2 separate regions of the Homo sapiens genome follow, and region 1 is linked to region 2. A link is an interaction called in ENCODE POLR2A ChIA-PET data of the cell type or tissue named here. Cell type or tissue: GM12878. All regions are shown on one strand. Each heading gives the region's core, and the rest is flanking DNA. Links, peaks and the distances in the headings are about the cores only.

Region 1 (2,905 bases), core at 143-2,642, 110 kb after region 2:
ACCAAAAAAAAAAAGATATTCCATCTTTTTAGGCCAAACCAATGTATAACCTCATTTACTGATATACAATTTTGCCTGTAACTTCTGCTTTTCTGAAATTTACCCCTCCCTTTAAAAACTCTTGCTTAGGCCAGGCACAGTGGCTCACACCTGTAATCCCAGCACTTTGGGAGGCCGAAGTGGGCGGATCACCTGAGGTCGGGAGTTCAAGACCAGACTGGCCAACATGGTGAAACCCCATCTCTCTTTAAAATACAAAAATTAGCTGAGTGTGGTGGTGCACGCCTGTAATCCCAGCTACTTGGGAGGCTGAGGCAGAGAATCACTTGAACCTGGGAGGCGGAGGTTGCAGTGAGCCCAGGTCGCACCATTGCACTCCAGTCAGGGCTAGAGAGTAAGACTGACAAAAAAAAAAAAAAAATTCTGGCTTGTAAGCCATTGGGGAGGTCAGGTCTTAAGTGTGAGCTGACAGACTCTCCTTGTTTGGTGCCCTGCAAATAAACACCCTCATGTAAAGCCCCCATATAGATGTCAGGCCTTACTGCATTGGGAAGCAGACTCCAGTTTGGTTGGGTAACAAGCTTCCTCAGCAACTTTATGATTTACTTTTTTTTTTTTTTTTTTTTTTGAGACCGAGTTTTACTCTTGTTGCCCAGGCTGGAGTGCAATGGGGCGATCTTGGCTCACTACAACCGCCACCTCCTGGGTTCAAGCGATTCTCCTGCCTCAGCCTCCAGAGTAGCTGGGATTACAGTTGTGCCCCACCATGCCGGGCTAATTTTGTAGTTTTAGTAGAGACGGGGGTTTCACAGTGTTGGCCAGGCTGGTCTCGAACTCCTGACCTCAGGTGATCCATCCGCCTTAGCCTCCCAAAGTGCTGGGATTACAGGCATAAGCCACGGCGCTCGGTTTACAATTTAATCACTGAAGTTATATAATTGTATATGTGTGATTATTTGTTTAAATAATCACACCACCAGCAGACATTTCATAAGCTTCCTGAGGTTATGGCCCCTATATACTTTTTTCCCTCCTGAACCTATTTTCAGGGCCTGGCACAAAATAGGTACTTAATAAATATGATTTGTAACATGAAGGGGTCCTAGGAACATTTTTGTCCTCTGGGCGTTGAAGGGTTTTCTTTTTTTTTTTTTTTTTTTTTTTTGAGGCACAGTCTCACTCTGTTGCCTCTGCCTGTCTGGTTCAAGCAATTCTCGTGCCTCAGCCTCCTAAATAGCTGGGACTACAGGTGCCTGCCACCACGCCTGGCTAATTTTTTTTGTATTTTTAGTAGAGACAGGGTTTCACCATGTTGGTCAGGCTGGTCTCGAACGCCTGACCTCTAGTGATCCACCCATCTCGGCTTCCCCAAGTGCTGGGATTAGAGGCATGAGCCACTGCAGCGGGCCAGAAGGGTTTCTTTAGAGTTCATTAATCTGCGGTGGAAGAGCCTGTTGTTCCAGTCTGGGTTTCCCTCTACAGTCTCTCTACTCACCTAGTCTTGAATTGTTTGGTTTAATAAACACTAATGTGGCCTGAGGCAATTCACAAGGCTCCTCAACTCCTCAAGATTACAGCTATTGTCCTAGATACGCTTTCTTTCCTGATATCCCTGGCATTTTGGTCAGCCTTTTAAAAATTTGAGGTAGAGCTAGCTCCCTGACTCACATTTGTCATCTCAGCACTTTGGAAGGCTGATGTGGGAGAATTGCTTGAGACTAGGAGTTGGAGACCAGCCCGGACAACAAAGTGAGACCCTATCTCTGAAAAAAAATTTTTTTAATTAGCGAGGTGTGGTAGTGTGCATGTGAAGTCCCAGCTACTTGGGAGGCTAAGGCAGGAGGATTGCACGAGCCCAGGAGTTCAAAGATGCAGTAAGATATGATTGTGCCACTGCACTCCAGCCTGGGTGACAGAGCGAGACCCTCCCTGTCTCTTAAAAAAAAAAAAAAAGATTAACATTCTATACACTTTTATAAAACACTTAAAATGAAAAACTTAATCTAGCTACAGACTACAGGTTAAAGACTGGTTCCAACATTAGCCACTCAAAAGTTTCAGTTCCTGCATCTGTAAAATGGGGACTAATATCCCGAAGGAATGATATCATGAGAAAATAACATACAAAAAGGAATAGATATAGGAAAAGCACCAGGCAAGTATTATAGTTTAACTGAATCGATTTGGCCTAGCCCACTGGGGGCCTTGACTCCCAAACTGCAGAACCTTTTGGGGGTTTTGAGCAGAACAGAAACATGGTCAGAATTGTGTTTTTAAATGTTTCCTCTGGCAGCAGTGTGCAGATTTTATTGGAATAAGTCAAGACTGAAAGCTGAGATAAGTAATGAGGCTGCTGCAATTACACAGGTGAGAGGAAACAAGGGCCTGTGTTGAGTCAGTGGGAACAGAGAAAGAGGGAATCCTATGAGAAACTGTAAAGGTTGGAATCTGTAAGATTTCATGGCTGGGCGCAGTGGCTCACACCTGTAATCCTAGCACTTTGGGAGGCCCAGGCAGGCAGACCACGAGGTCAGGAGTTGGAGACCAGCCTGGCCAGTATGGTGAAACCCCATCTCTACTAAAAATACAAAAATTAGCTGGGCATGGTGGCACACACCTGTAATCTCAGCTACTTGGGAGGCTGAGGCAGGAGAATCACTTGAACCTGGGAGGCAGAGGTTGAAGTGAGCCAAGATTGCGCCACTGCACTCCAGCCTGGGTGACAGAGCCAGAATCCATCTCAAGAAAAAAAAAAAAGATTTCATAATTGACCTGGCACAGTGGCTCACACCTGTAATCCCAGCACTTTGGGAGGGTGAGGCGGGCAGAGTTTAAGACCAGCCTGGCGAACATGGAGAAACCCTGTCTCTACAAAAATACAAAAATTAGCTGGGCATAGTGGTGC
Region 2 (2,905 bases), core at 238-2,737:
TTCCCGCCCATCCCTGGGTCCTGAGACATCCTCTCCTCTCGGCCAAGGGACGAGAGGGGTCAACTTGGCGATTCGCAGCTGTTCTGCCAGAGGATGGGGTTGCCTGCGAGACAGCCAGGAAGGCTTCACTCTAGCTTCCAGAGGCCCAGCCCTGTCCCCTACTACACACAGCTACCACCCCACCCGCCCCTGGGGCTCGGCTGCCCTTCCCGGTGTCTCTTAAACCCCTCCCCCGACCTGGGTGTTAAGCCCACCCACCTCCCGGCGCCGCCCCCGGTCGAACAGCCTCTTGCCCTTCCTTCGCCTGGGCCGGAGCCCCCCGCAGCCTCCTCCGGCTCCTCCTCCCGGCTCCGGCGGTCGGAATCACGCCGGCGCGCCTCCAGCCTGCGGTCCCGCGGACTGCCTCCAGGGGCGGGCTGGAGGCGCGCGCAACTCCCCTCCCAATCCCCTCAGCCACTGCCGCTGGCCTGGGCACTTTTTTACCAGCTTGGCTGCTGGCCTCTTGCTGGAGGCTGGGGGAGGTGAAGGGTCACTGGGTGTCTTTGCCGTATGCCGAAGGCACACTGCGGCCGGCGATTCTGGTCTCTGCAGATTTCCAAACCTCGCCGCTGCGTCTAGCACCCCTGGGTCATCTTCTGCAGGATCCCGAGGCACAAAGTTGTATCCCGGGTCAGAGTTTGTAGGGGGTCATCGAGAGGTGTCATGTTTCCATTCAGAGCGGTTCCAAAGCGTCTAGGAAGGGGCTGAGTGGGACCTGCTGCCTTGCCTTTGTTGGAAGGAGGACCCCTGAGCTCTGATCCCAGACAGGCTGTCAGGACGCCCCCTTAGCATTTATGTTTGCAAACTGATTCCTGGACCTGGGAGGTGGTAGGGCCGCCTGGCCCCTCCTCTCGGAGTGGCATTAACTCCCTCCCTTCACTGGTAAAATTCCCAGTAGGACATTTGGCAAAAGGGCTCGGCATGGAGCTGCCAACCGGGCCTGGCTTTGTTTCCTGGGTTCCCAGGGCTTCTCCCCTACCCTGACTTTCTTTCTCACCTTAGGGCCCCAGATGAACGCACCGTCCGTCTTGTCCCATCTTCCTTAGACGGGCTGGGACTCGCAGAGCCATCTAACAAGCAGAGGAGGAAAATAACAACAGAATAACTATAAGGGGGAAGGAATGAGTAATAAAGCTGACCCAGGCAGGGAGGAGGGCTTTCATGTTTAAGAGATGCTATTTGCTTTTTGGGTCACAGGCTGCAAAAACAGGCTTTGATCCGAAGTGGGCGAATAATTTATTGAGCAAGTTTGCATGGTAGAGGAAGGGATGTTTGTTTGATCTGGAGCCCTCTAGGTTGCCCCAAGTGCTGTTGGCTGTTGTTTTGAGTGGAAAAGCATTTGGTTCTGCAGCAAATGCCTCACAGAGGGAAGTCCTCGCCCCAGGCAGCAGGACTTGCAGTGAATATTGGTTTTGAAATTGTTTGGCCAAGGGTCCCCCCATCACTTTTGGAGATGAAGTGTTTAAGGATAGAGTTGTTTGGGCTCAGGATGCAGCAAATGTTTCCAGAATGTTTTCCCGTCCAAAATGCTTTTCCTTTCCCTAAATTGCCTGGCTAAAGGGCCAGTAACAGTGGTCCAAGAGGTTGTCAGAAATCTCCACTTAGCTTTCATGGACTGGTGAGGTGGGACTGCCAGTCCCCAGGTCCTAGATGCACCACGGAGTATTGACACTGTATAGGCCCTGGACACTGACCCCCACATCCTTGAGGTTGGGAGGCAGGGTGTTCTGGCTCTAACCTAGTGTTCCTCTTAACAGGAAGGCAGTTGTCTTATGCTCATGACACAGGTAAGAGGCTTCTAGTCCAAATTCTTCATGGCACATGCAGCAGGCTTTTTGGGACCTCACAGTTCTCCCTTTAGGTTCTCTGATGGGGAGAACAGGTCAGAGTTGGGGAGCAGGATACCCCTGGCTTGCCCTGTCCTCCAGATAGGACCCTTACCATGTGGCTCAAAAGCTTACAATTGTAGGTCTGCTCAAAGCTCCTTTCAGACAGCCCATAGGAATCTAGAATACCCATACCCTGGAACTTGTAGGCCTGTACACTTCAGCCCACTGGAGATGGGGTACACCTTCTGGAGTCAGACAGCCTAGGTTTGAATCCTGGCTGTGCAGTTACCAACTGTCATAATGGCTCTATACCTCAGTTCCTTCTGTTACAAGGAGCACTTTCTGCAAATGGGATTAATAACAGTACCTATCTCATAGTGGATGTATAGAATAAGTGATTACCTAAAAAAGACTAAGCCCAAAGCAGGCATGTGATAAGCACGTGATTAGTATTAGTCATCCTTATTATACCTGGGGAGGGTCCCCGATGCAGCTTGGACCTTTGATCTCTCACCTTTAGGCTAGGCCAGAGAGCCAGCTCGCTTCTCTGCAGAAGGGATCAGAAGGATCCTGCAGGTGCCAATAGGCAGCCGATATGGGAGCGAGTAGACGGAGCTCTGCCCTCTCTGGGGCAAAGAGTAGGGTGAGAAGGTTCTGAAGAACAAAGTAGACAGAGCCTTTTCATTCTCCCACCATCCCCTTGGTACGTCCCCAGAACTGGTCTGGAGGGTGGGTGTGGCAGCGTCTTCAAGGGGAGCTGAGTCCCCTCTGGGACACTTGAAGTTGCAGACAGGCAATGGCTGGTGTTGCAGGAGGGTTCAGGCTCCTCTAGACTTGGAGAAGCAGGTCCAGGAAGCCGACTGGAGGATCCCAGGCAGCAGCCCTCTACTCTGTATACAAAATCATTTTTGTAACTGCAATTACTGTCCCTGAGAAGGCATTAAAGTTAATGAGAGATAGGAAAGAGTGGGGCTGTGACCCCGGTTTAAAGCGGTTTAAGAGTGTGCAGCTCTTGTTTTCTGAATGTCTGGCCTTCC

What was found. Peaks named below come from ENCODE experiments on the same cell type or tissue, not always from the same donor. Only the 100,000 strongest peaks of a DNase experiment are listed, where the experiment ranks them.
Region 1: POLR2A ChIA-PET joins it to region 2 with 5 read pairs; 12 of 35 experiments call an interaction of 5 or more read pairs at or near these places.

The regions. Positions count from the first base shown.
Region 1 is chr5:134,635,850-134,638,754 of GRCh38, forward strand. No RefSeq gene overlaps it. Among named protein-coding and RNA genes, the nearest start is that of SAR1B, 4.5 kb to the left of the region's middle. In GM12878, for the core only: no CTCF peak of the experiment used is centred there; no DNase peak of the experiment used is centred there.
Region 2 is chr5:134,527,310-134,530,214 of GRCh38, forward strand. All of the region lies in intron 1 of JADE2 (jade family PHD finger 2), which reads left to right. Among named protein-coding and RNA genes, the nearest start is that of JADE2, 3.1 kb to the left of the region's middle. RefSeq lists a silencer at 311-370. In GM12878, for the core only: a CTCF peak has its summit at 417; no DNase peak of the experiment used is centred there; H3K4me3 peaks cover 2,500 bases; H3K27ac peaks cover 1,341 bases.